6 separate regions of the Homo sapiens genome follow, and all the other regions are linked to region 1. A link is a contact called in ENCODE Hi-C or POLR2A ChIA-PET data. All regions are on one chromosome and are shown on one strand. The core of a region is the stretch at or near the end of the contact, and the rest is flanking DNA. Distances in the headings are between cores, read along the strand shown.

Evidence for each region. A loop is a pair of places that touch in the nucleus more often than their neighbours do. ChIA-PET counts read pairs that join two places held with the same protein, here RNA polymerase II (POLR2A). Pooled maps may share reads with other maps.
Region 2: a loop to region 1 is called in a pooled map, with 9 times the contacts of the local background. The contact joins the promoter of CNTROB here to the promoter of BACC1 in region 1. A Hi-C loop is called at or near these places in 2 of 37 single-sample maps with no recorded cell type and 8 of 50 pooled maps.
Region 3: a loop to region 1 is called in a map of B cell, with 7 times the contacts of the local background. The contact joins the promoter of KDM6B here to the promoter of BACC1 in region 1. A Hi-C loop is called at or near these places in 5 of 168 maps with a recorded cell type or tissue (B cell, Right ventricle myocardium superior, ascending aorta and 2 more), 16 of 37 single-sample maps with no recorded cell type and 19 of 50 pooled maps. POLR2A ChIA-PET finds 5 or more read pairs at or near these places in 1 of 52 experiments (B cell).
Region 4: a map of sciatic nerve shows a loop between it and region 1 (6-fold over the local background). The contact joins the promoter of NAA38 here to the promoter of BACC1 in region 1. A Hi-C loop is called at or near these places in 4 of 168 maps with a recorded cell type or tissue (Right ventricle myocardium superior, ascending aorta, endothelial cell of umbilical vein and 1 more), 11 of 37 single-sample maps with no recorded cell type and 21 of 50 pooled maps.
Region 5: a map of CD8-positive, alpha-beta T cell shows a loop between it and region 1 (10-fold over the local background). The contact joins the promoter of TP53 here to the promoter of BACC1 in region 1. A Hi-C loop is called at or near these places in 3 of 168 maps with a recorded cell type or tissue (CD8-positive, alpha-beta T cell, naive thymus-derived CD4-positive, alpha-beta T cell and natural killer cell), 12 of 37 single-sample maps with no recorded cell type and 18 of 50 pooled maps. POLR2A ChIA-PET finds 5 or more read pairs at or near these places in 5 of 52 experiments (B cell, CD4-positive, alpha-beta T cell, CD4-positive, alpha-beta memory T cell and 2 more).
Region 6: a loop to region 1 is called in a pooled map, with 9 times the contacts of the local background. The contact joins the promoter of FXR2 here to the promoter of BACC1 in region 1. A Hi-C loop is called at or near these places in 1 of 37 single-sample maps with no recorded cell type and 8 of 50 pooled maps.

Annotation. Positions count from the first base shown.
Region 1 is chr17:7,013,024-7,017,172 of GRCh38, forward strand. It overlaps BACC1 (BPTF associated chromatin complex component 1), which reads left to right and starts at 1,759. Exons shown (of 6, transcript NM_174893.4): 1 at 1,759-1,855; 2 at 2,039-2,133; 3 at 2,751-2,852; 4 at 3,472-3,662; 5 at 3,887-3,991. The coding sequence starts at 1,835. RNASEK (ribonuclease K) reads left to right here. Exons shown (of 3, transcript NM_001004333.5): 2 at 643-719; 3 at 1,122-1,509. The coding sequence ends at 1,263. RNASEK-C17orf49 (RNASEK-C17orf49 readthrough) reads left to right here. Exons shown (of 8, transcript NR_037717.1): 2 at 643-719; 3 at 1,122-1,855; 4 at 2,039-2,133; 5 at 2,751-2,852; 6 at 3,472-3,662; 7 at 3,887-3,991. It overlaps MIR497HG (mir-497-195 cluster host gene), which reads right to left. Exons shown (of 3, transcript NR_038310.1): 2 at 4,046-4,149; 3 at 2,795-2,991. RefSeq lists enhancers at 1-41, 1,221-1,721, 1,472-1,601, 2,072-2,572, 2,985-4,149 and a silencer at 1,692-2,141.
Region 2 is chr17:7,930,861-7,934,758 of GRCh38, forward strand. It overlaps CNTROB (centrobin, centriole duplication and spindle assembly protein), which reads left to right and starts at 1,346. Exons shown (of 19, transcript NM_053051.5): 1 at 1,346-2,489; 2 at 3,278-3,362; 3 at 3,605-3,686. The coding sequence starts at 2,220. TRAPPC1 (trafficking protein particle complex subunit 1) reads right to left here and starts at 1,086. Exons shown (of 4, transcript NM_021210.5): 1 at 871-1,086; 2 at 646-716; 3 at 151-289. The coding sequence starts at 969. RefSeq lists enhancers at 800-1,039, 1,380-1,429, 1,650-1,709, 1,740-2,029, 2,160-2,289 and a silencer at 2,217-2,394.
Region 3 is chr17:7,832,916-7,837,409 of GRCh38, forward strand. KDM6B (lysine demethylase 6B) reads left to right here and starts at 1,302. Exons shown (of 24, transcript NM_001348716.2): 1 at 1,302-1,435. DNAH2 (dynein axonemal heavy chain 2) reads left to right here. Exons shown (of 86, transcript NM_020877.5): 84 at 1-13; 85 at 156-306; 86 at 464-827. The coding sequence ends at 618. LOC124904106 (translation initiation factor IF-2) reads right to left here. Exons shown (of 4, transcript XM_047437265.1): 4 at 2,493-3,729. The coding sequence ends at 2,702. RefSeq lists enhancers at 394-1,005, 1,636-2,135, 3,804-3,853 and silencers at 1,274-1,433, 2,684-3,103, 3,124-3,183.
Region 4 is chr17:7,854,297-7,858,947 of GRCh38, forward strand. NAA38 (N-alpha-acetyltransferase 38, NatC auxiliary subunit) reads right to left here and starts at 3,263. Exons shown (of 3, transcript NM_001320925.4): 1 at 3,087-3,263; 2 at 2,719-2,902; 3 at 2,389-2,547. The coding sequence starts at 3,167. The coding sequence ends at 2,435. It overlaps CYB5D1 (cytochrome b5 domain containing 1), which reads left to right and starts at 3,707. Exons shown (of 4, transcript NM_144607.6): 1 at 3,707-3,998; 2 at 4,107-4,183; 3 at 4,310-4,528. The coding sequence starts at 3,839. It overlaps KDM6B (lysine demethylase 6B), which reads left to right. Exons shown (of 24, transcript NM_001348716.2): 24 at 1-500. It overlaps TMEM88 (transmembrane protein 88), which reads left to right and starts at 770. Exons shown (of 2, transcript NM_203411.2): 1 at 770-988; 2 at 1,149-1,803. The coding sequence starts at 779. The coding sequence ends at 1,418. RefSeq lists enhancers at 1,689-2,226, 2,348-2,427, 2,960-3,822, 3,078-3,447, 3,175-3,469 and 2 more.
Region 5 is chr17:7,686,166-7,690,701 of GRCh38, forward strand. TP53 (tumor protein p53) reads right to left here and starts at 1,325. Exons shown (of 11, transcript NM_000546.6): 1 at 1,212-1,325. WRAP53 (WD repeat containing antisense to TP53) reads left to right here and starts at 2,312. Exons shown (of 11, transcript NM_001143992.2): 1 at 2,312-2,396; 2 at 2,483-2,914; 3 at 3,059-3,157; 4 at 3,425-3,536. The coding sequence starts at 2,484. RefSeq lists enhancers at 46-175, 195-742, 206-255, 216-1,415, 2,214-2,263.
Region 6 is chr17:7,613,533-7,617,588 of GRCh38, forward strand. It overlaps FXR2 (FMR1 autosomal homolog 2), which reads right to left and starts at 1,365. Exons shown (of 17, transcript NM_004860.4): 1 at 920-1,365. The coding sequence starts at 1,000. It also overlaps a transcript of SHBG not described here. RefSeq lists silencers at 920-1,449, 1,560-1,609.

The DNA of each region.
Region 1 (4,149 bases), core at 509-3,008:
CTGAGGCAGGAGAATCGCTTGAATCCGGGAGGCGGAGGGTGCAGTGAGCCGAGATCGCGCCACTGCACTCCAGCCTGGGTGACAGAGCGAGACTCCGTCCCCAAAGAAAAAGAAAAAAGGGAACTGGAGCGGAGGGCCCTGGAGTGGGAGGAGCCAGGGCTGGTAAAGGTGGAGACCCCTCAAGGTAGGAGAAACAAGAGCGGGGTGCCTGAGAGGTGCTTGAGTTGAATGGAGGACATGGGAGGAAAAGAGAGTGCTTGTTCCAGAAATGTGTAGCTGGGCCTTGTTTTCCCAGTAATCCACCCACCGCCACTTCAAGAAGAAATGATATGAAGAAGTGCCGGTTCTCCCTCCCCTCTTCCGCACTGTCCCGTGATGATGACGCCTCCAGAGAGGACGATAATCTGGGTTCCTGGGAGAGATGGCTTGGTCACTATTCCCACCCTTGCCTCGACCACTTGTCTCAATGTCACCACCTCACGCCCTGTTCCAGGTGGCTGAGTCCGAATCCAGTAACCACCACCTCGTTTTGGTTAATCTCAGGCTCGGGTGTTGTAGCAACATTGGAAATGGGAGGGGTTTACGAAGTGAACATGAGGTCAGGTGCCTGAATTCAACAGTCTACCCATTCCCCTTTTCCAGATAATGCTCGGAATATTTTTCAATGTCCATTCCGCTGTGTTGATTGAGGACGTTCCCTTCACGGAGAAAGATTTTGAGTAAGTATTCGGGTGGGGGAGGCGGGCTGGGAGCAGGTGGGAGGTGGCGAGGCCTAGGGTCAGAATTACGTCTGGGAGGCCCGGTGCTTAGGGCCCCTAGGTTAGAGGACTTGGAGAGGAGAGCGGCTTTCTTGAGAATGTGGTTAGGAGCCAGGGAGTCAGACCTCAGCGGCCATCCCAAACCCACCACCTTAGGTGTGACCTCTTTAGGTATTTTACTTTTCTGTGCTTCTCAGTCCACCTCTGCAAAATGGCTATGACAGATCTCACCCCATAGGATGGTCAAGAAGATTGAATAAAGTAATACACGTAACAGCGCCTAAACAGGTGTCGGGCACATAGTGCTCAGAAAATGTTGGCTCCTATTAAAGTTTGACCCCTTTGCTTCATTCCCACCCCCAGGAATGGCCCCCAGAACATATACAACCTTTACGAGCAAGTCAGCTACAACTGTTTCATCGCTGCAGGCCTTTACCTCCTCCTCGGAGGCTTCTCTTTCTGCCAAGTTCGGCTCAATAAGCGCAAGGAATACATGGTGCGCTAGGGCCCCGGCGCGTTTCCCCGCTCCAGCCCCTCCTCTATTTAAAGACTCCCTGCACCGTGTCACCCAGGTCGCGTCCCACCCTTGCCGGCGCCCTCTGCGGGACTGGGTTTCCCGGGCGAGAGACTGAATCCCTTCTCCCATCTCTGGCATCCGGCCCCCGTGGAGAGGGCTGAGGCTGGGGGGCTGTTCCGTTTCTCCACCCTTCGCTGTGTCCCGTATCTCAATAAAGAGAATCTGCTCTCTTCAGCCCTGTGTCTGTGCTTGAGTGGGGGCGAGCACGGGGCTGAGACTAGAGGTCGGCCTCTGCCTGGAAAGTCCCGATGTCTGAGCGGAAGTGGAGCGAAGTGTGGCGCGGAAGTGAGGCGAAGGCTTTCCCCATCGACTGGGCGCGCCGAGCGGTCTAAGCGACTGCGTCTGATGGGGCGGGGAGCCGCCGGGTTGAGCCTATCCGCTGCGGGGAGGGCGGGACTTCCTGCGCGGGGGCCCGAGCCGCTCAGTCTCCCTGCTCTCCGTGGTCCCGGCTCGCGTGTAGCGGCGGCGGCGGCGTCTCCGTGAGGAGGCGCGCGGGGCCATGACGTCAGCGTCCACAAAGGTTCGACCTCCCTCGCGGACAGCGCTCCCTGGCGGCCACGGGAGGGCGGGCCCCCCACTTGGCTCGCGGCTCTTCCGCCCCGGGCGGGGGGCGGGCGGGAGCCGAGCCTGGGGTGGGGCTAGGGGCTCCGGGCGGGACGGGGAGGGCGGGCGCCGGCCCCCCGTGACGCTGCCCCGCCCCCAGGTCGGAGAGATCTTCTCGGCGGCCGGCGCCGCCTTCACGAAGCTCGGGGAGCTGACGATGCAGCTGCATCCCGTGGCCGACTCTTCTCCTGCGGGGTACGTGAGCCCGGACTGGGACGTGGACGCTGAGAGCGGGCGCTTGGACTCGGTCACAGACACGGACCCTCTCTAGCACAGGGACAGACATTAGTTTCCCTTTGTGCGTGGCACAGCACAGAGTCGGTGTTAATAAATGATCGTTGGGTGAGGGAATGAATGACAGATAAAAATACAGACAGGCCCATAGCCCAGACTCCTGTTTCACAGTTCTCCCTGCTGCGAACGGGTCGACCACAAACCACCGCCACTCCCAACCACCCCAGTTCATGGAATTCCCCCAGACGGCTGCAGGCTGTGTTGGTGGGTCTGTTTTGAAAAGCCCTTCCTGGCGAGTTGGTTTCAGTGTGCTGTGTACAGCAGCCGTTTAACGTTGATGGTGGAAAGGGGTGTCTAAGGTGGAGGTGGTTGTGATTTCTTGTGATTGGGGTCCTCCCGGTTCCCGCAGGGCCTCAAGAGCTTTCCGCCTCCCCTTACGGAGGACCTCTTTATGCATCCGTGGAAGGGGTCCCAGAAATCGGAAGGAGGCGGCTGGTTGGCTGTGGGATGCATAGCCTGTGGGCGGGCTCCACACCCCCCCTCCCATTTTTGCTATCCCCCCTCTCCCCTTCTGACAGTGCGAAGTGGACGGAGACGGAAATAGAGATGCTGAGGGCTGCTGTGAAGCGATTTGGGGACGATCTTAATCACATCAGCTGTGTCATCAAGGAACGGACAGTGTGAGGGAGGGTGGCTGCCAGAAAAGGGCGGGTGGGCAGCCTTCTTCCTCCTTACCCAAGGTTCCATCGTCCTCAGAACTCCTTTCCAGCTCAGCTGCTTCCCTACTTTGTCACTAGTTTTTTAGAATCCCCTTGAGGACTGAAAGAATAGAATTGTCACAGTTGGTCAGAAGTTCCTAAAATGCTGTGGTAATCCTTCCAAGAATGTGAATTTAGGTTGCCTGAGATGCTGTTATTGTATTTGATGATGGAAGTCCCCTGGTTATTTATATAAATGTTTGAGGACCCCACTGCAGTGTTTCCAGGGATATGGTGACCCTGAACTAGTTGATCAGTAAATCTCAATCCACCTGTAAATCACCAAGCTCTACCTGATGTCTCTCCCAGAAGAGAATTAGGAGATGGGCCTTTCCCACTACTCAGTTCAGGGACTCCACTCTCCACACTCCATCCATCCTGAGTGAGTGTAAAACTTCGAGAAAGTGAGAACCCTACCAATGGGTTGGGGCCCCGACCTGGATTCTTATGAAGGGACTCCCAGAACCCCTTCCCCTCCCGTCCCCTCTTCTGTTAGTCTCTCTGATGACTCCTTTCCTAACCTCTTCTCTCTTTTCTTCAGGGCCCAGATAAAGGCCACTGTGAAACGCAAGGTATATGAAGATTCTGGCATCCCCCTTCCAGCTGAGTCACCCAAGAAAGGGCCCAAGAAGGTGGCATCTGGTGTCTTGTCACCTCCTCCAGCTGCCCCTCCTCCCAGCAGCTCCAGTGTCCCTGAGGCCGGGGGTCCCCCCATAAAGAAACAGAAGGCTGGTGAGGGCTGTGGAGTTGCTGCCTAGGGGTTAAAGGTCCCATCTGAGGTTTAGTGAGAGAATTGGGCCTGGGTCAAAGAAGGGTCAGTCTCTCTTCCTGTCCCTGTGGAGGTTCCCAGAGAGGGGCAGAGGGGAGGGGAGAGGAGGCACAAAGCTTTGGGAAGCTTGGGGCTGGGGGAGAGGCTGTCAGGGGAACCTAGAACCTAGCTTATGCCCCCTTCCCAGATGTGACACTCAGTGCTCTGAACGACTCCGATGCCAACAGTGACGTGGTGGATATTGAAGGGCTAGGAGAAACTCCTCCAGCTAAGAAACTCAACTTCGACCAGGGTAGGAGTCCTCCTCCTCCCACACAGCTGACGGGGTTGGGGAGAAAGGGCTCACCTGGATGGCAGGGCACGGTCTCCGCAGGGGCCCCTCCCTTGTATAGGGGTTTCAGAAGAGAAGGTGCTCTCATACACAGCGCAGGGCATTGGATCAGTACGTAG
Region 2 (3,898 bases), core at 96-2,595, 920 kb after region 1:
GAGAAAGTGGTGGTGGGAGTTAAGAACCTAAGGGCCCCTGAGAAAACTCTTGAGTTGAGCAAACATATAGTAGGATTGGGGCAGGGGAGATGAGGGAGTCTTGGGGTTCTGAAGAGCTCTGGGGGATGGGTCCCTGGGGCTGGCACTGACCGCACTGTAGATGTGGTGCAGCACATCTCGGATGGGTCCCACGCCCAAGTCAGTATTCATGACAACTTTGATCCCAGTGGGCGTCTCGTAGTAATGGAGTTTGTAACGGCTAGTTTGGAAGGCCAGGAAGCCATCCTTCCTGCAGAGATGAGGAGGGTGTTAAAGAATGGGAGCAGAATCTCTCCCAAAGAGACACTTCTGATCCCCGCAAACATCGACTCCCTCTTTATCTAAACATATCCTTTGTAGAAGCCTGGTTGAGTAAAGACATCGCCCATCGTCACCCCTCAATTTAGCCCCCACCAACTTCTCTACTTTCAGACCCTCCCCACCCCCACTCCTGCCAGCTCCAGCACTCTCGCTCCGGACTCAGCCTCTCTTAAGTACCCTTTCCCCCCTCTGGAGGCCAATGCTCCTTCCACTTCAGAAAGTTTCCCCCATCCCCAAATTCCCAAGGCTAGCCCTCCTCCCAACATCTTCTCTGACTCCGCGTACATGTCTAGCGGGGACATCTTGCTGACAAACGAGCGGATAGAGAAGAGCATCCCGTACATCAGCTTATACTCCTGGAGGGAGAGGGGCAGAGTTAGCTCTCGGTTGATGCGGGAGATGGGGTGGGGGGTGGGAACGAGCTGGGGTTTGGAGAGGAGGGGCTGGGTTGGGACTATAGGTGTTTGGAGATGAGAGGTCGCCCGGGCTGCACCGGGGCCCTCTCGTCACCTCCTCCTTGGGAATCCCTGCTTGCTTCTTGCGGTGCCATTCGCTGTAGTGCAGACACACTCCATTCCGGTCAAACAGGTACAGGTTGTGGACAGTCATCTGCAGGGCAGGGAGTGTGAGCCTCGCTCCGGGGCCGCCCCCACTCCTTGGGCTCGGGTTCCCGGACCCACAGCCTTCCAACCAGGTGGGGACCCCACCCACGGACTCACCGGAACTGCTCCGAGTGCCCGTCAAGAGTTACTTCCGGTTTCCACGGAGCTCCGCCCCTTAGGGGGGTTCTCGCTCGGCCGCGGCTGGGCATTAACTCCGCTCCAGTGCTGCTTGTCAGACTCCGCCTCCCTCCCTCAGCCAATCTGTGGCCACCGGAGCCGCGCACGCGCGGCCAGGCGCTCGGGATACAGAAGTGATGTGAGTGTCTGCGAGCGTGGTCTCGCGGGCGGGTGACGTCATCGAGGCGAGAGAGGCGGAGCCGTGGACAGTGGGCGGGAGGCTGCCAACGGTTTTGAGCGTAGGGGGAGGCGTGAGAGGGGGATCTCAGGGGAGGAGGTCAATCGCTTGCCCCCCACTTTGGCAAATTGGGGACTGAGGACTGGAAGGGTGGAGAGTAGGCGGAACCAGGTGGTCGTCGGGGCAGAGGATCTCGGGCTAGGCTTGAGGGCGGCGTGCTTCTTAGGGACGACTTAGGGCGTGACTGAGGGTTCACAAGGTTTCTTTTGGGGTGGTCGGGAGGGAGAGATTCTAGGGAACAAGGAAGCTCGCTATGGCTTTCTTGCCAGGAGGGGTCGAAGGGAAAGTACAAGGGAGCTGGAGCTGACCCTGGGTAGAACGGGTGAAGGGATGGGGGAGCGTGAGGTTCCGCCCTCTCTTGAGACTGGAACCAATTGAGGGACTAGTAGGGCAGGGGGACAGAAATTGGGCTCCTAGTGGATTTGGGTCCGTTTCCGTTGGGACGTTTTGGGTGTGAGAACTTAAGAGCTCAGTTGACCGGGGATAGCCTGTGCCGGAGTTGATCTGCAGCTTCCAGCACTCGTAGTCGGGAAGAGGAGCTTCAGCAGCGCTGTTGTCCCACAGTAGGTCTTCTGTCCGCACCCGCTCTGCGCTGCACCCTCTTAACGCTGTTCCCAGGAGCTGGGGAAAGGGATGCTTTTGCCCACTCCCATGGCCCCTGGAACTGGTGGAAACCTTTCCTCTAACCAGAAAGCCTCGATATCCTTAATTCACCAAGGATCCTTGGCGTGGAGTCTTCCTCCCTTCTCCCAAGTCTTTCTCCGTGAACTTTTCCTCCTGGACTTTGCTAAAGCAGAACCTCCCAGCTCTTTGCTGTCTCCGGTTGTCTCTTCCCTGTATTCATGGCAACATCAGCTGACAGCCCCAGTTCACCCCTCGGGGCGGAGGATCTCCTGAGTGATTCATCAGAACCCCCTGGGCTCAACCAAGTGTCGTCTGAAGTGACCTCCCAGCTCTATGCTTCTTTGCGCCTCAGCCGGCAGGCGGAGGCCACGGCCCGAGCCCAGCTGTATTTACCCTCCACCTCCCCGCCTCATGAAGGGTTAGACGGCTTCGCCCAAGAATTGAGTCGAAGCTTGTCAGTCGGATTGGAAAAGAACTTGAAGAAAAAGGTGAGGGAAGTGTGTCTTGGAGACCACTGTGGCACTAGACACCAGAGAGTCTTGGGATTGGGGTTGGTAAAAATAAAAAGCTTTGATGAGATTTGAACTCTTCCTGTTGGATTTCATATTCCTTTTAACTGCATAGGCAGCCATGCTTATAAGGGAGGGAGTGACCTGGGACACCATAATTTGAAAATTATGAAACTTCCCAGTGTTTTTTTGTGAGAGACATCTCTGCTCCGAGTAGATAGAGCAAACCTATGGGGTAGGTTGGTGAGCTATTTCCCGTGCACTGGGAATGGGTAAGGTTTCTTGATCCCAAGAGGGAGCTAGGGACTTAGGATAGCAGCTCCGATCCTTCCAGCTCAACACTATGTTGATAGTATGGTTCCAACTTTGGCATGTACATCATTAAGACATAGCTTAGTCAACTACAACATGTTACAGAGAAGATAGTTATTAGTATTGTATAGAAAAGGTGTCAGAGTCAATTTGCAGACTGGTTAGGTCTTCCAGAGTTTGAAAATGATAGCCATAAGCCATACAGTCCTTACATTTGTTCTTGAATCGGCAAGAATCTCCGCAACTCTTGTCTTATACCTCCTCGATTATTTTATTTACACTCTCTTTCTGGCTTCTGTAGTATTTGAATTTCTGATTCAAGTTTAGGACATCCCTTATTGGATCCGTTTGGTTTTTCTTGTTTTCCAAAGTGCTGGAGTGAAAATTCTACCCTGGCAATAGGTAGGAGATAGATAACACAGACTGCATCTGATTTCCATGTGGCTTTTTTCCAGGATGGTTCTAAGCATATCTTTGAGATGGAAAGTGTTCGGGGTCAGCTCCAGACCATGCTCCAAACCTCACGTGATACAGCCTATCGTGAGTAAGCCCCTTCCCTAGAACTATGAAGGAGAACCTAGATGTAAGGGGTGGGAGAAAGTGGACAGAGGAAGCAGGCAGGAAAACCTCTGAGCAAGAGATTTCAGGAGAAAAGTCTCCCGTTCTTTGGGAGAGGGGGTGAAGGAGTGAGGGAACTGGAAAGGAAGGCCTTTTCTCTTCAGGTGGCCCCTGTTTTTGTCATTACCTGACTCTGGCTTTGGGGTCCCTCTGGCTGCCTGCAGGGGATCCTCTCATTCCTGGCGCTGGCTCAGAGAGACGGGAAGAGGACTCCTTTGACAGTGATAGCACAGCCACCTTGCTCAAGTGAGTTCTCCTTGTGGTTCTCCTAGCTTGTTTGCTTTCTTGGAAATCCAGGTGTTTTGTTCCTTATTTCTCCCTTTATTGCTTTTGTACCTCTTAAGAACCCAAGAGGCTTATCACTTGCCTTTCAGTTTTCATCTTTTTCTACTGTCTCCTGCCCCCTTTACTCCTTCAGGAACACAGGTATCTGTTGCCTAGTACCTGGCTTTCTCTTA
Region 3 (4,494 bases), core at 52-2,551, 820 kb after region 1:
GTATCCCCCCAAGGTGGGAGCCAGTTGTGCTTGGGGCTCTGAGCAAAAGAGGGTACTGGAAATAATTGGACGAAAAGGGAGGAGAGAGGGAGCAGGTCAGGGGCGCTGGCAATTGAAGTCTAGCTTCTCCCAGACCTGCTCCCATTTCTCCCCAGGATGGTGTCTGGGTCCGGGGCCTGTACCTGGAAGGTGCTGGCTGGGACCGGAAGAACTCCTGCTTGGTGGAGGCAGAGCCCATGCAGCTTGTCTGCCTCATGCCCACGATCCACTTCCGGCCTGCAGAGAGCCGCAAGAAGAGCGCCAAGGGTGGGACAGCTCCCCAGGCAGGACCTGCCTGCCCCGTCCCTAGTTTGGAACTTAACCCATTCTCTGCTCCAGCCCATCCCACACCCGCTCCTGCCCTGCTCCTGCCCTGCTCTCCCGGAGGCTCCAGGGGTCTGACTTCTCCTCTCCTTTCCCCCAGGCATGTACTCCTGCCCCTGCTATTACTATCCCAACCGGGCAGGCAGCTCAGACCGAGCCTCCTTTGTCATCGGCATTGACCTGCGGTCTGGGGCCATGACACCTGATCATTGGATCAAGAGGGGCACTGCTCTACTCATGAGCCTGGACAGCTGAGACCTCCTCCTCTTCTCCGCTTGAGAGAGAGGGTCAGGGACTCCAGGAGCTAAGACAGATGTTGCACCTAGGACTGAGGCCGGACCTCACTCAGACTTTGACCTTGGCCGAATTTGTGTGATGTGGCCCTGGAGATACCTAGTTGTGTTAGCCATAAAAGTGAAAGAGTTGTATTGGAGCTCAGTGCTGTAAAACACCCGCGACAACAAGCCTTAAGTCTCTCAATGCAATGGTGAGGGTCTGGGGAGGGAGGAAGCCCAGGCCTCACGGAGGACAGAGCTACTGCGGAGCTGCTACTGGACGGGGAAAGAAGCGAGGGAGGTGGGGCGGCCTGGAGCGGAACGGAGGCGTGGCCCTGAACGAATGGGCAGGGCGGAGCCGCCTGAAGAGGCTGTGGCTTAAGTCTCCGGGCAGGACTTCAGTGGGTGGGGCGGGGCTTACCTTAGAAGGGCGCGTGATCCAAATGAGTAGGGATTTGTCAGGCAGGGATCAGGGCTGAACCCCGTACACTGCACCCTGAGGCCCGCACCCTGAAGCCCGCACCCCGCACCCGGCATCCTAGCCGGCACCCGCCCTGAGGCGAGCGGGACCGGCAGAAGACGGGGCGGAGCCGGAGAGGGGGACTAGAGCGCGAGGAGGGGCGGGACCACAAGGGGGCGGGGCTGGGGAGCGGGGGTGCGGGTGTTTGTGTTGGAAAATCCAACTGCGCCACTGGGCGGAGCGGCCCCCCCAGCCCCGGCCTGGGAGAAGGGGGGGCCGCTCGACCCCCTGGGATACCTTGGGGAGCCTGAACACCTGGGACCCCCCCCAGAACCAGGTAACGGGGAGCCGCGAGGACGTCTGTAAAGAGGGAAACCCTCTCCTTGCAGCAGGGCAGGACGCCTGAGTCTCTGGAGGGGTAGAGCTGGGGATGGACGTTTGGGTCTTGGGAAGGGCACTGGGAAGAAGACTGGGGCGGAGGTCATGGGTCCCCTAGAAGAGAGAACGGCGGGGAAGGAGGAAGAACTGGGAGGCAGATGTCTCAGGTTCCAAATGTCCAGAGGGGCCTGAAAGGACTCCCCGTTCCCCTTGGGCTGGGATTCCCCTTCCCGACTCCAGGGCGGGGCGGGGCGGGGCGCGGCGGTCCTTACTGAAGGGCAGGACTAAAGGGCAGAGTTTGCAGACAGGTCAATGCCATGGCCCAGTAAGGTCAGATGTGGTCAGACTTGGGTGTGTCCCGGTCCCAGGACTACTTTAAGTCTCCCTCCAGTTCTCTGCACGGGTGAGGTGTAGAAGCCTCAGCCTGACCTTCCCACCAGCGGCCCCGAGAGCTTCCCAGCGGTAGCCTTCGCCTTCTTCCCACCACCCCCCTGCGCCTCCCTTTCACTCCGTCTCGCCCCGCTAGCCTCCTCATCCCTAGTCCTTCTCCCACTCCGCCGTTCCCGAACCCTAGCGCGCCCCGCACGGCTTCTCGGTGCGGAGCCTTCCCAACGTAGCCACAAGATGGCGAGGGCGAGACGCACCCAGGGCAGGTGGGGGATGTGACCGTGAAAGTAGCTGAAGCCCCCCGCCCCGGTCCGAGGGAAAGGTAGGCTGAGGCCCCCACTTGACTTCCTGTGATCTGGGCCCCCTCACAGGAAATTGTGGGCAGGAGGTCGCAGCGCAGAAGACGGGGAGGGGGCTGGGGACTCAATCTCCGCCTCTCCCGGCTGGGGTAAATAGTGGGGAGGGGGGCACGCGGGGTGGTTGCTAAGCGACGTAGATTCGCTTCCTGTTTGCTGCAGCTTATGTTGTGACACTGGTGGGGGTTAGAGACAGCGGAGGGCCTGAAGACTGTGGGGAAGGCCGAGGGCAGGACGCCTGGTTCCCGGGACAGGAAGAGCCCTGGGAGGAAGGCGGGGAGGTAGCGAGCTGCGCCGCGACCGAAGGGGACTCGGTGGTTGTCCGGAGGGGGTTAGGGACCGAGGCGCAGCGTTGACCTCGGCTCCCCTTCCCTCCCCTGGGTTGCTTGTCCTGTTGCCAGAGTAACTGGAGGGCGAGACTTGGGAGCCGGATTCCCGAACTCTCCCGTCCGCCCAATCCGCTCCAGCGGTCGGCCCTGACGTCAGGGCCCTGGCAGCCAATGGGGAAGGGGGATGATAGCGACAGGAAAGGGAGAGGGGAGGGGCAGCGGCGGAGGCTGGGAGGCAGCAGCTGCCTGGGACCCGCACGTGCACTCCCACACGCTCGCGCCCACCCCCCGCCCTGCGCCGCACGCGCCCGAGCACCCCCTTGCGCCTGCGCGGCGAGCCGGGCGCCCCCCTCCCCTCGTGGAGTCTGTGTAAAGCCGCCTGAGGCTGCGCTCTTCAGCCCCTGGGGACCCACACGTCTCGGTCGGTCTGCACCGTTTCGCCGGTCGCGACCATAATGCCCAGCCTGGCTCGGGAGGGCCGACTACCTGTTCCCCACCTCCCCCCAGCTGGCGCCCCACACTCCCAGGTGGGCTGGGCGGAGCTGTGGTTTCCGGCCCCATCTGCTCGGCCGCTGCCTTCCCGGGCTCTGGCTTAAGTTGCTTTCCCAAGAGAAAGCGAGCGGGTACCAGCGCCCCTTCCCAAGGCTTCTCCCGCCCGGGCCCAGCTGCTGTTGGTGGCGGAGGAGGGCACTGCGGGGAAGCCCCGGACGGCCCAGGTGATTCTTCTGGGCCATCACGCCCCTTCTTCGCGTGAATTCCTGCTCTTTGATGTGCACCAAAACCCTTCCCATTCCTAACGTTTCCTCCTCGTTCGCCCCGGCGTTCTTTGCACCTCCCTCGGCTCCTTTCGGGCTGTCTGTCCCTGTCTCCACTCGTCCTTCTTCGCTTCTCCCGGTTATATAACTCTTCCTCTCGCCGTGTCCTGGTTTCAACTCCACAGACTCCGCCCTGGAACAGCGCGGGGAGGGGCGGGAGAGTTGGGGACCCAGACAGATTCCGGCTGGCGGCCGGCTGGGGCACGGGGGATCCTGCAGATGGAAGACGGAGCCCCGCGGGACCCGGTGCCCCCGTCCCCGCCTGCCGGCCCCCACCGAGATCTCGCCCAGGAGAGAGAAGGCACAGTATCTCCGAGGGGCGTGTCGGGCCGACTCCCGTCAGAAATGTGGGTTGGGAGGTCAGGGCTGCAGGCGGAGAGGAGGAGACAGGCAAGAGGCCTGAGTCCCTGGGATTGGAGTCGTATTAGGGGTAAAAGAGATAAGGACGCCTGGGTTTCTTCTTATGTCTCCTTTTTGGGTTCCCAGAATTCCTAAGGGTGTTTCCAGTGTTTCCAGGAAGCTTAGCCAGCACACCCACTCCGCCCCGTAGGGGTCAAAGGTCTGTGTTAGAGGTGGCCTGGGATGATGTCACTAGTGCACGTGCCCCGGGATGGTTGCCAGGCAATGAGGCTTCCTCCCCCTTCTATTCCCTCCCACCTCTGCCCCGAGTCCAGTTCCAGTCCCGTGCCATCTCTTTCCCCTCTCCCTTCCCGTGGTCTTAGCATCCTGCAGGTGGGAAACCCCGGCCTGGAGTTTTGTGAGGGGGAGGGGCACGGGTGTGGTGTGGCTGAAAGACTTTGCCCCTTTGCTGGGCTGAGGGAGCCTTGGGTCACTTTTCCCTAGATTGGCACAGAAGAGCTTCCCCTCCAAGGCTCCGCCCCCATAGAAAAAGCTACCTAGCCGTCATTTTACTTTCCCACCTGCTGCATGGCCAAGTGTCCTATTGCCCCCTTCCCCAGATTGATTTGAAGTGGGAGTGGTTGAAAGACGGAAGAGTTGTGTGTAGTATGGGGGGGGGTTCACTACACACCAGCTTATCCCTGAAATCCCCATAATGGCACACCCCCATCTGCAAACAATGAAAGGAAAAGGGTCAAGAAACAGTATTAGGCTGAAAAGTCAGGGTCTTTA
Region 4 (4,651 bases), core at 2,013-4,512, 840 kb after region 1:
CTGCACTTTCTCGGACCAGTCCCCCCACTCCCGACCCGACCCCAGCCCCACCTGAGGGTGAGCAACTCCTGTACTGTAGGGGAAGAAGTGGGAACTGAAATGGTATTTTGTAAAAAAAATAAATAAAATAAAAAAATTAAAGGTTTTAAAGAAAGAACTATGAGGAAAAGGAACCCCGTCCTTCCCAGCCCCGGCCAACTTTAAAAAACACAGACCTTCACCCCCACCCCCTTTTCTTTTTAAGTGTGAAACAACCCAGGGCCAGGGCCTCACTGGGGCAGGGACACCCCGGGGTGAGTTTCTCTGGGGCTTTATTTTCGTTTTGTTGGTTGTTTTTTCTCCACGCTGGGGCTGCGGAGGGGTGGGGGGTTTACAGTCCCGCACCCTCGCACTGCACTGTCTCTCTGCCCCAGGGGCAGAGGGGTCTTCCCAACCCTACCCCTATTTTCGGTGATTTTTGTGTGAGAATATTAATATTAAAAATAAACGGAGAAAAAAAATCCTGTTTCGCTAACGGCTGGTGGTAGCAGGTTGAGTACCGGGAGGGCTGCAAGACCGTGATTGATGGGGAGGACTGCGCAGACCCTGGCGAGGGTGAGCCCCTCCCCGGAGGCGCCTGTGGAATGTCCAGGGCTCTGGTCCGCTCCTCGGGATGGGGGGTGCCTAATCCTAGAGCCGCATTCCAGGATAAGGGGGGTGGGGAGAGGCTGGGCCGGGGGAGGGGCAGGAAAGAGGGCTATAAGGGCAGCGGCCCAGGCGGGCGGGATCCAGGCGGGCCATGGCGGATGTCCCCGGGGCACAGCGAGCGGTTCCTGGTGACGGCCCAGAGCCCCGGGACCCCCTGGACTGTTGGGCCTGCGCTGTTCTTGTAACAGCCCAGAATCTGCTGGTGGCTGCCTTCAATCTTCTCCTGCTGGTGCTGGTGCTAGGGACCATCTTGCTACCCGCTGTCACCATGCTGGGCTTCGGCTTCCTCTGCCACTCTCAGGTGAGCGTGCGCCCCGGGGTGTGCGTGTGAGTGTGAGTGTTGGTGTGTGGTGATGCTGGCGGTGGGGTCTATGGGCCACAACTTCAACCCGCCTGGGCTGTTTCCACCCCGTGCACAGTATCGCCTGGTCGGCTTGGGCCTGACGCCTCTTCTCCCACAGTTCCTGCGCTCCCAGGCACCCCCTTGCACCGCGCACCTGCGGGACCCCGGTTTCACGGCCCTACTGGTCACCGGATTCCTGCTCCTCGTGCCGCTGCTCGTGCTTGCTCTGGCCAGCTACCGCCGCCTCTGCCTGCGCCTCCGCCTAGCCGATTGCCTCGTGCCCTACAGCCGAGCCCTTTATCGGCGTCGGCGCGCCCCGCAGCCGCGGCAAATCCGGGCCTCACCAGGGTCCCAGGCCGTTCCCACATCAGGAAAGGTCTGGGTCTAATGACCCTCGAGTCAAGAACAACCCTGACGGCTGCCCTCCCTCTTATTCGGCCCAAGGACTTGAAGCCCGGCATCTTCCGACCTGCCCTGCCCCCACCCCTGCCTGAGCGGAGTCCTAGCATCCCCTTGGGAGCAGCAGCGTCAGTGGACCCAGTGCTGAGAAAAGCCCCCACATCCCGGAAAACCCACTTTCCTTTCACGACCCACATCTCAATCCTGAACATCTAGGCTGGAACCTGCACACCTCCCCCTCAGCTCCGTCGTGAATGGGACAACAATCTCGTGCCCTCGTTTTATGGTGCAGCTTCTCTAGTATTTCTGGGGCTGGGGGGCGGGGCTGGAGGGGAAGGAGTGTCCACGCATCAATAAAGATTTAACGAACTGAACGCGCTCTGCGAACAGAGGCGTGGCACAAGTACTATCACCCCTGCCCTGTGCCGAGGAACAGGAAACATGTGCCAGGGCTACAAATGAGCAGAGAGGAGCATCCTTGAGCCCCCTGGCCTTATCGCTTTTGTCCGTTCTTCCTGGCCAGACCTCAGAGATCTGTTCCTGACCCCAGGCACCTCCCCCTCAATAGAGTGGAGGGGCCCAGCCTCGGCCGCCTGCCGCTGCTCCCCTTGGGGACCTGAGCCCGTTCTCTGACCCCAGCTTAGAGGAACTCGGTGTTGCCAGGCCGGGGTGGGAAACAATGGGCCTTCCGGAGCAGGATGACACCCCCTCCCGCCACAATTCTGGAGCAGCAGCCGTGGGAGGGAAGATGCAGGGGCCCACCCTGGGGCCTGTTGGTCCGTCATTCAGCCCTGCCCCCCATCTCTACCCCTGAACTTGAGAGAACCTTTGGCACCCCTGGACATCTTGGTTGGGAGAGGAGGGTTGAGGGTGCTCCCGACTTCAGATGAGCCCTTTCCTCTAGGGATGGGGTGTGCTATCCTGCACCGGCATCCCAGCTACACACAGACACAGGCCCATTCGGTCATAAGTTTAATGAAGTCTGAAAGGTAAGCGCCATCGTGGTCAGAGATACGGAGGCCCGGTCAGACTCTCCCTCTGCACCTCAATGGAAACGATGTGGTGTCCGGGTACCATGGCCAGGCCCAGCACACGGGGCTCCCCGGCAGAGAAGGAATCTGGAAAGAAGGATCAGAGCATCAGGAAAGTAGGCCAGAATCAGTCCCGCCCCTCTGAGCCACGAAAACGAGCCCCAGAAAACAAGGGTTGCAGCCAGGCCCTTAAGGGGAAATGCCTTGCGTAAGGTTCCGCCACATTACCAGGCGGGTGTGCATTCCCCGGGCACTGACCCGACGGCTTGAGGAACTCCTGCGCCGAGCCCAGGATGACATTGCAGTCACGGTCAGTGCAGAGGAAGCAGCCGACCAGTGTCCGTCCATCTGTCATGCGAATGCGCATAGTCTTGTTGAGCAGCGCCTCTAGCTGCTGTCGGGCGCGCTCAGCCGCCGAGTCCTCGCGCTCTCCGTCCGAATCCTGCGCGGGGTGTAACAAGCGCTCAGACCGCGCAGCCCAGGCTGCCCGCCCGCGGAACCACAGCTCCCGGCAGCCCGCGGGGCACTCACACAAAGCCCAGAGGCTGCCGGGAGCTGCAGTTCCCCACCCCCTCCATCTTGCTGCTTGACTGCCCCTCAGTCCCAGAACCAGAGCCCGTGCTAACCCCAGCACTGGAGCTGCTCTGACGCCGACTGCAACAGCCATTCTCTTCTCGTAGCAGCATGGTCGGTCCAGCTCCGGCCATTTGCCCGGAGGCCTCCTCTGGGCCTTTCAACTTCCTAAGCACCTTTCAGGTTGGGTGGTCCGAGATCTCGCGAGCGCTCCCGACCTCTTTCCTTTCGCGAGATCCCCTCTCCTCCCCCTCCTAGTCTCCTCGGCAACGGCACAGATCTCGCGAGCTTCTCCTACTTCTCTAGCGCTGTGGCTCACTGAAGCGTACTACGCCGGATGTCTTAAGATATCGCGAGACCTTTACCTCTGGTTTCTTACACATCCTTTAGAAACTGGAATTTAGCGAGAATACATTCTTTCATACTGCCTCCTCCCTTGTTTTTCTGTCTCAGAGAGATAGTCTGTCCTAAATATCCCATGTAGCCCAGGCCACTGAATTAAAACGGAGCGTATTCGTTCTCTGCCCCACCCCGCAACTCCTGAAAGCGGCGCAACTCAATTACTTGATCCTTATATGCCCCACGCGGGACTCATACTACGTTTCCCGTGAACACGTGCAGTCCAAACCCCGCCCCTGATATTTATCTCAGTGGACGGTGGCCGGAAAAGGACAATGGTTTCCATGTCAGCGGATAAACGCTCTCCCCTCGGCTCCCGGACGCGACGGAGGTCGTAGTAGTAGTGAGTACGTGCTGAGGAGCAAAGGAGTAACCAAGAGATCCAGTGACCGACAGAGCAAGAGCCATGCCGCGCCGGGGCCTGGTGGCTGGGCCAGACTTGGAGTATTTTCAGCGTCGCTATTTCACGCCGGCGGAGGTGGCCCAACATAACAGGCCCGAAGACCTCTGGGTATCTTACCTGGGACGCGTGTACGACCTAACGTCATTGGCACAGGAATACAAGGGTAAGGGCCACACGTTGGGCCGGGGCCGGAGTGTGTGTGTGTGCACGCGCGCGTTTGCCTGGTTCTCGAAGGGCTGGCATTGACAGTGGCTGTGCTGCTCTTTTCAAGGGAACCTGCTGCTGAAACCCATCGTGGAAGTTGCAGGCCAGGATATCAGCCACTGGTTTGATCCAAAGACCAGAGACGTGAGTTATGCTGGAACCTGGGATTGTGGGTAGAGGAAATGGAGAGCGGGGATGGGAAGGAAAGGCGGAGGCTAGCCAGAGCCTAATGGCTGCTCTGACACCCTCGCCCCAAACCCTCCTTTAAAGATCCGCAAGCACATAGATCCGCTGACCGGCTGCCTGAGGTACTGCACCCCGCGGGGCCGCTTTGTGCACGTTCCGCCTCAGCTGCCCTGTTCGGACTGGGCCAACGATTTTGGGAAGCCCTGGTGGCAGGGGTCGTATTATGAGGTGGGGCGGCTGTCTGCCAAGACCCGGAGCATCCGCATCATTAACACGCTCACGTCGCAGGAGCACACACTGGAGGTGAGAACTGGTGACAAGGAGCAGGTTAGAAGGAATGGGGAATCCCAGCAAATCTCCAGGCCGATCTTCAGGGCAACATTTTTTCCATAACCGGTGGGAGTGTATTTTCTGTCCTTTACATTG
Region 5 (4,536 bases), core at 75-2,574, 670 kb after region 1:
TTCACGACGTTCAGCCTGCGTCTGGAACTGGAATGGCCTAGCCCAAAGCTAGATAACAGGTAGATTGTTTTTCCGACAAATTATCAAACGACCCATCATTGCACTCTTTCAAAATTTGATTCTCAGACGTACCCATTCTTTTTTTTTTTCCTCCGGGAAGATGAGATATACTCATTCTTGAAAATACCTCCGGGCTTGCCTTCTGCACACTTCTTTCCCTCCCTGTCTCACGCCATGGTAGCGTCCGCCTAGGTTGCAGGCGACCCGCGGGGTGGGGCACACCATTCAAAGAAGGGGAGGGATTGAGGTTTGCATCAAAACAAATACCCCTGCCTTTGCAAAGGCCATAACTAAGTAATCCAGAAAAAGAAATGCAGGCGGAGAATAGCAGCCTCCCTCTGCCAAGTAAGAGGAACCGGCCTAAAGGACATTTTCTCTCTCTCTCCTCCCCTCTCATCGGGTGAATAGTGAGCTGCTCCGGCAAAAAGAAACCGGAAATGCTGCTGCAAGAGGCAGAAATGTAAATGTGGAGCCAAACAATAACAGGGCTGCCGGGCCTCTCAGATTGCGACGGTCCTCCTCGGCCTGGCGGGCAAACCCCTGGTTTAGCACTTCTCACTTCCACGACTGACAGCCTTCAATTGGATTTTCTCCATCTAGCGGAGCCGGGGGCTGCCTGGAAAGATCGCTCCAGGAAGGACAAAGGTCCGGAAGTTGTGGGACCTTAGCAGCTTGGGCTCCCCGGATCACCCCCAAATGATCATTTCGGAATGGAGCCCCAGTTTTCACTAGGATGCCATGGGCTCTAAAATATACAGCTATGAGTTCTCAATGTTTCGAGATCCAAAAGTCTCAGACCTCAATGCTTTGTGCATCTTTTATTTCAGGGATTCCCTACGCCCAGCACCGGGTGGATGTGCAAAGAAGTACGCTTTAGGCCGGCTCAAGGTTCCCCAAAGCTCCACTCCTCTGCCTAGGCGTTCAACTTTGAGTTCGGATGGTCCTAACATCCCCATCATCTACACCCAGGTCTCCCAACAATGCAACTCCTATGATGATCCCTCTAGCCAAGCTTCCATCCCACTCACCCCCAAACTCGCTAAGTCCCCACTGCCCCACCCCCAGCCCCAGCGATTTTCCCGAGCTGAAAATACACGGAGCCGAGAGCCCGTGACTCAGAGAGGACTCATCAAGTTCAGTCAGGAGCTTACCCAATCCAGGGAAGCGTGTCACCGTCGTGGAAAGCACGCTCCCAGCCCGAACGCAAAGTGTCCCCGGAGCCCAGCAGCTACCTGCTCCCTGGACGGTGGCTCTAGACTTTTGAGAAGCTCAAAACTTTTAGCGCCAGTCTTGAGCACATGGGAGGGGAAAACCCCAATCCCATCAACCCCTGCGAGGCTCCTGGCACAAAGCTGGACAGTCGCCATGACAAGTAAGGGCAAGTAATCCGCCTGCCGGAGGAAGCAAAGGAAATGGAGTTGGGGAGGAGGGTGCAGAGTCAGGATTCTCGCCGACCTGGTGCCGTAGATACTAACATTTTGGGGTGGAAAATTCTGCAAGCCAGAGCTGTGAGGGCAGAATTGGTGGAAATCATTTTGGAGGAATCCTGCATTGTGTCAAATATGAAGGGTGGAAGGAAGAAAGCTTTTGCGTTTGCTCTCAGCTGGATCCTTTCTTCTCATCAGTTAAAATGTCATTTTTTAGGAAGGCTTTCCGTAATATCACACCCTAACGTTTTCTCCCAGATACTTTATATCACACCATCTTATTTAATCTCCTTCACAACCCTTATCACTCTGATAAGATTTATTTGTTCATTGCTTTCAGTACATGGAAACGTAAGCCTTATGAGGATATAGAATTTTTCTACTATCTTATTCATTGTTGTATTCCTGAGTGCCTATATCAGTGCTGGGTAGCAAGTAAGAGCTCGATAATAAATATTTTTTGAATGAGGGAGACAGGTCTGAAGCCTGGAGAATGAGATGCAGAAGAGGTGCAAGACCTGCTGCGCCCTCTGCAGGCGGCGGGGGGGCGGTGCAGGTGCTTTAAGAATTACCGCGGGACTCGGTAGGGGGAGCGTAGGCGCTTCTCGCCAAGATAGAAGCGTTCAGACTACAACTCCCAGCAGCCACGAGGAGCCCTAGGGCTTGATGGGAACGGGAAACCTTCTAACCTTTCACGTCCCGGCTCCGCGGGTTCCGTGGGTCGCCCGCGAAATCTGATCCGGGATGCGGCGGCCCAATCGGAAGGTGGACCGAAATCCCGCGACAGCAAGAGGCCCGTAGCGACCCGCGGTGCTAAGGAACACAGTGCTTTCAAAAGAATTGGCGTCCGCTGTTCGCCTCTCCTCCCGGGAGTCTTCTGCCTACTCCCAGAAGAGGAGGGAAGCACAGGTGGGTTTCTTTAGCTCTGCGTCGGATCCCTGAGAACTTCGAAGCCATCCTGGCTGAGGCTAATCTCCGCTGTGCTTCCTCTGCAGTATGAAGACTTTGGAGACTCAACCGTTAGCTCCGGACTGCTGTCCTTCAGACCAGGACCCAGCTCCAGCCCATCCTTCTCCCCACGCTTCCCCGATGAATAAAAATGCGGACTCTGAACTGATGCCACCGCCTCCCGAAAGGGGGGATCCGCCCCGGTTGTCCCCAGATCCTGTGGCTGGCTCAGCTGTGTCCCAGGAGCTACGGGAGGGGGACCCAGTTTCTCTCTCCACTCCCCTGGAAACAGAGTTTGGTTCCCCTAGTGAGTTGAGTCCTCGAATCGAGGAGCAAGAACTTTCTGAAAATACAAGCCTTCCTGCAGAAGAAGCAAACGGGAGCCTTTCTGAAGAAGAAGCGAACGGGCCAGAGTTGGGGTCTGGAAAAGCCATGGAAGATACCTCTGGGGAACCCGCTGCAGAGGACGAGGGAGACACGTAAGTGGTGATGGCAGTGGAGTGTGGAGTCTGGGGAGATGAAGTGTGAGGTCGATCTGTCCTCTGGTCCTGAGACCCACTTCTCCAGGCCTCTGCCCCCTTTGCTTGGCGACCCAGGTTTATTGTCCCCCATCTTCCTTTCAGCGCTTGGAACTACAGCTTCTCCCAGCTGCCTCGATTTCTCAGTGGTTCCTGGTCAGAGTTCAGCACCCAACCTGAGAACTTCTTGAAAGGCTGTAAGTGGTAAGGATAACAACGGGGCAGGGAGCTGACCACCCCCGAGATTTTCACTGTAAAACAGTCCAGTTTTCTAGGAGAGGGATGCCCCAGAGCTGGGAGAAGCGGCACGTAGCCCTTTTAGACTGAGCTTACATTTTATCTAGCAGTTTGTGTCTTCTACTTCCCTCAAGGATTCAGGGGGGCTTACCTACCCCAGAGGCAGGCTCAGCCCTAGCCCTACACTTGAAAAGCATAGGTCTGGCCAGCTTTCTAACTCTCCCCTGTTTCTAGGGCTCCTGACGGTTCCTGCATCTTGACCAATAGTGCTGATAACATCTTGCGAATTTATAACCTGCCCCCAGAGCTGTACCATGAGGGGGAGCAGGTGGAATATGCAGAAATGGTAAGGACTGGGGCTAACTGCCTCTTCATCAATGCTGCACATTTAAGTCCTTCGTGGAGATGGAAAAAGTGTAGTCCAAGTGTTTCCTGTTCACAAACGGGACTGTTTTTCAAGACGAGTTTCCACATGTAGCGTTTTCTGCCCCGAATTCTGAAGTTATTTAGAGAGAGGTTTCCCCTTTCTTTAATTAGGAATCTGTGTTTTTTGCTAAAAAGTAGTGAATTTCTTGTGGCAGCATATATATATTTCTATTTCTTATTTTTTTGAGACAAGGTCTTGCTCTGTCACCCAGGCTGGAGTGCTGTGGTGTGATCTCGGCTCACTGCAACCTCTGCCTCCCGGGTTCAAGCGATTCTCCTGCCTCAGCCTCACAAGTAGCTGGTATTACAGGCGCACGCCATCACACTCGACTAATTTTTATAGTTTTAGTAGAGACGGGGTTTCGCCATGTTGGGCAGGCTGATATCAAATTCCTGACCTCAGAGGATCCGCCCACCTTGGCCTCCCAAAGTGCGGGGATCACAGGTGTGAGTCACCGTGCCTGGCTTATAGCTATTTATTGATTGACTACTGATATATGTTAGTCACTGTGCTGGGATAAAGTGGTGGACAAGACAGATGAAGGGCTGGTTTGCTTTCTGTGTGGGAGACAGACAACAAACATGTAAACCAGCAAGCATCAGGACCAAGATGATGATAAATGCTCTGAAGGAAATACACAGAATGAAGAGAGACTAACTAGAGGAAAGCACATTGCATAAAATGGTCAGGAAGGAGCTCTCTGAAAAGGAGGCATTTGAGCTAAGACCTGAAGGAGGATAAGGGATCAGTCATGTGAAGGCTTCTGGAAAGAGCTTTCCAGGAACTGGCAATGATACTATAAACACCCAGAACTGGGAAATAGCTTTGTGCGTTAAAAGACCAGAAAGGCCCTGCATGGTGGCTCACGCCTGTAATCCCAGCTACTCAGGAGGCCGAGGTGTGCAGATCACTTGAGGCC
Region 6 (4,056 bases), core at 115-2,614, 600 kb after region 1:
AGATGATCCCGTCTTCCAAAAAAGGTTGTCAGATTCCCGAACTGGGATAGTTGGCCAAGAGTCTTCAAGAAGTGGAAATCTTAAGATAAACAGAAGGGAACCTCATAAGCTTCCTTTCAGAGATCCTTTTAGAGATTATGACTATGAAGCTTACATGCCTCAAGACGAAGAAACTATATGAATGACCTGAAGGTATCTGAGGTCTAAGTGAGACCTCAAATCCATTCCTGAGTAGAATGGTAGAGCAGTGGGTCTTGAGATCAAGGTGTGGTGGGGAGAGAGACTTGCGAAAGATGCCACCTTATGGCTGGCTGGGAAGCAACTTGACTGATCCAACCCAGGGTTCCTGAGGTCAAAGATGCCAAACGTCGTAAATGGATCTGACCATTTCTCCTTGGCTTGGGAACCGGAATATAAGATGAAAGTGGGGTGAGTGTTCCAGAGCCAGTAGGCAGAGGCCTCTCTGAGGAAGATGAAAGGATCTTTTACGGGACAGAGGGCCTTCCCAAAGGGACCGTGTGGAAGAAAGACAATTCTCCATGTGCTTGGATCGTGGGGAAGATGTGATTAAGGTCTAAGGTATGTCTTCCACCAGACAACGGACACAGTCAATTAGAAGCTGGGTAAAGGGGTCTCTCCTGCGGAGCGGGGAGCGCCAAGCCAGGGACAATAATGGCCTGAAGTTCATTCTCCCGGAGATGGGGGTAGAAGCAGGTGCAGGTGCCTTAGAGGGGTCAAAAATAAGAGGAACAGGGTTCACTCTAAGCGGTCTCCCAGGGAAGGCTGCGGGTTGGAGCAAGGGTCCAAGATTCTAAGGGCCAGGACTCAGCTCCAGAAGCTCGATCCCGCCCCACGCGTTCCTGCTCCGGCCAGGGGAGGGGGCTAAGGACCGGCGTCCCCAGTCGGCGCGCCGTCTCACCTTGTAGAAGGCCCCGTTGGAGCCGCGCACCTCGACGGGCAGTCCCGGCTCCACATCCCCCCCAGAGGCCAGGCCGCCCATGGCGCCGCCACCGCCTCCGACTCCCCCGGCGGCGGCTGCAGCAGCAGTCTGAGTGCGGGCCGGGCCAGGCCCCCGGCGTCTCCCCGGAGGAGGAGCCGGAGGGGGAGCCGCGGGGGGCGGGAGCCGGGCCGGCCCCACGGCGGCCCTGCCACAGCCAACGAGCAGGGGGCCGGGGCCGGGCCGCTCCCCGTCCGCCGCCGCCGCCTTGGTCTCCGCCACCGTGAGGGAAACGGCCGCCGCCGCCGCTGCCTTCGTCACCTCAGCTTCCGCCCGCCGCCGCCCCCGCTGCTGCCTCAGTCCCGGGACCCGCTGCTGCCGCTGCCGCTCCACAGCCTCCACCTCCCCCTGCCACCGCCGCCTACTGCGCAGGCGCACCGGGCACCCGCCCGCTGCGCGCGGGGCCCCGAGGGCCACCGCGCAGGCGTCAAGGTTAGAGCCCCAGCTAGCGCCAGCTAGCGCATCGGGGCTTCCACATTCCCTTTCACTCTCTCACTCCCCCTCCTGGTCGCTTGCTAGCGCTTGCGCAGAACAAGATTAGCCTTCTTTCTTCACCGCTCCACCGCCCAGCCACCCCGTCTCTTCCTTTCCCCGCCCCACAACACTGAGAACCAACCAATCAGGGGGAGGGAGGGGCCGGGCTCGCTCAGTCCGATTGGGCGGCGTCCGCACAGTCACACAGCGCTCAGGCCACACCCACTCCGCCGCCGCTGGCCCCACCGGGCTTGGACAAGTTAGGGATGGGCATGCGCCTGAACGACTGCTTGGTCACTTTCCCCACCTTTGTCTTTCTTGGTGCGCACGCTCCAAAAAGAAAAAAAAAAGAAGAGGAGTCGCCGCAAGGAAAAAGGTGCTTGGTGCGCACGCGCTGAGCTTTACCCTCTTCGCGTATGCATCGCCGATATTTTAAGAATCTGTAACTCTCTACTGTAGTAGATTTAACAGTCATGGCTCTTACCTTGAAGAGATTGTGATACAATGAAAGTTTTGGCCGGGCGCGGTGGCTCACGCCTGTAATCCCAGCGCTCTGGGAGGCCGAGGCAGGTGGATCACCTGAGGTCCTCGGATCACCTGAGGTCAGGGGTTCGAGACCAGCGTGGCCAAAATGGTGAAACCCACCCCCCCCCCCACCCCGCATCTAATAAAATACAAAAATTAGCCGGGCGTGGTGACACGCGCCTGTAATCCCAGATACTCGGGAGGCTGAGGCAGGAGACTACCTTGAACCTGGGAGGCAGAAGTTGCAGTGAGCCAAGATCGCACCATTGCACTCCAGCCTGGGCGACAGAGCAAGACTCAGTCTCAAAAAAAAAAAAAAAAGAAAGAAAGAATAGAAAGAAAGCTTTAAGAATAGTTTCAGACGGGCGCTGTGGCTCACTCCTGTAATCCCAGCACTTTAGGAGGCTCAGGCGGTGGATCACTTGAGCCCAAAAGTTTGACACCAGCCTCAACAGGGCGAAACCCTGTTTCTACTAAAAATACAAAAATTAGGACGGGCGCGGTGGCTCAGGCCTGTAATCCCAGCACTTTGGGAGGCCGAGATCACGGGCGGGCGGATCACGAGGTCAGGAGATGGAGACCATTCTGGCCAACATGGTGAAACCTCGTCTCTACTAAAATACAAAAAATTAGCCGTGGTAGTTCCAGCTACTCGGAAGGAGTCCCAGCTACTCAGGAGGCTGAGGCAGGAGAATCGCTTGAACCTAGGAAGGTGGAGGTTGCAGTGAGTGGATATCATGCCACCACACTCCAGCCTGGGCAATGAGTGAAATTTCTTCTTTAAAAATAATAATAATGGCAGGGCGCGGTGGCTCATGCCTATAATCCCAACACTTTGGGAGGCCGAGACGGGCGGATCACGAGGTCAGGAGATCGAGACCATCCTGGCTAACACGGTGAAACCCCATCTCAACTAAAAATACAAAAAAAAAAAAAAAAAAAAAAAATTAGCTGGGCGTGGTGGCGGGCGCCTGTAGTCCCAGCTACTCGGGAGGCTGAGGCAGGAGAATGGCGTGAACCCAGGAGGCGGAGGTTGCAGTGAGCGGAGATCGTGCCACTGCACTCCAGCTGGGGCGACAGAGCGAGACTCCATCTCAACAACAACAACAACAAATAATAATAATAGTGGCCCGGCGCGGTGGCTCACGCCTGTAATCCCAGCACTTTGGGAGGCCAAGATGGGTGGATCACAAGGTCAGGAGTTCAAGACCAGCCTGGCCAACATGGTGAAACCCCATCTCTACTAAAAATACAAAAATTAGCTGGGCATGGTGGTGCATGCCTGTAAACCCAGCTACTTGGGAGGCTGAGGCAAGAGAATTGCTTGAACCTGGGAGGCAGAGGTTGCAGTGAGCCCAGATTGTGCCATTGCACTCCAGCCTGGGCAAAAAGAGCGACACTCTGTCTCAAAAAATAGTAATAATAATAATAAATAATGCTGGGGAAATTCAAAATAGGAAAAACTGTCATGAAATAAGGGTAGTAGCAGGAAAACTTCACATTCTGGGAGTTGTCCTATGTTCCATCCACTTCTTGGATTAGAGTAAATGGTAATGCCAATCATGGAAGAGATAACATAGGAGATAAAGGTTTAGAAAATAAGGTGATGAATTTACTTTTATTTTTTTTTTGCCCTTTGAGCTTAGCCACCACATCTGGCTAATTTTTAAATTTTTGTATTTAATGGTGGAGACAAACAGACTTGGAAGTCTCTGACTTCATAGTGTGATGGCAGAAGAAAGACACTGGAAAAATTATTAATATTTATAATAATTATTAATATTGCAACCATGGCCAGGCACAGGGCTCATGCCTGTAATCCCAGCACTTTGGGAGGCTGAGGCGGGTGGATCACCTGAGGTCACCTGAGGTCAGGAGTTCAAGACCAGTCTGGTGAAATTCCATCTCTACTAAAAATACAAAAATTAGCTGGGCATGGTGGCACGCGCTTGTAGTCCCAGCTACTCGGGAGACTGAGGCAGGAGAATCGCTTGCACCCAGGAGGCAGAGGTTGCAGTGAGCCAAGATTGTGCCACTGCACTCCAGCCTGGGTGACAGAG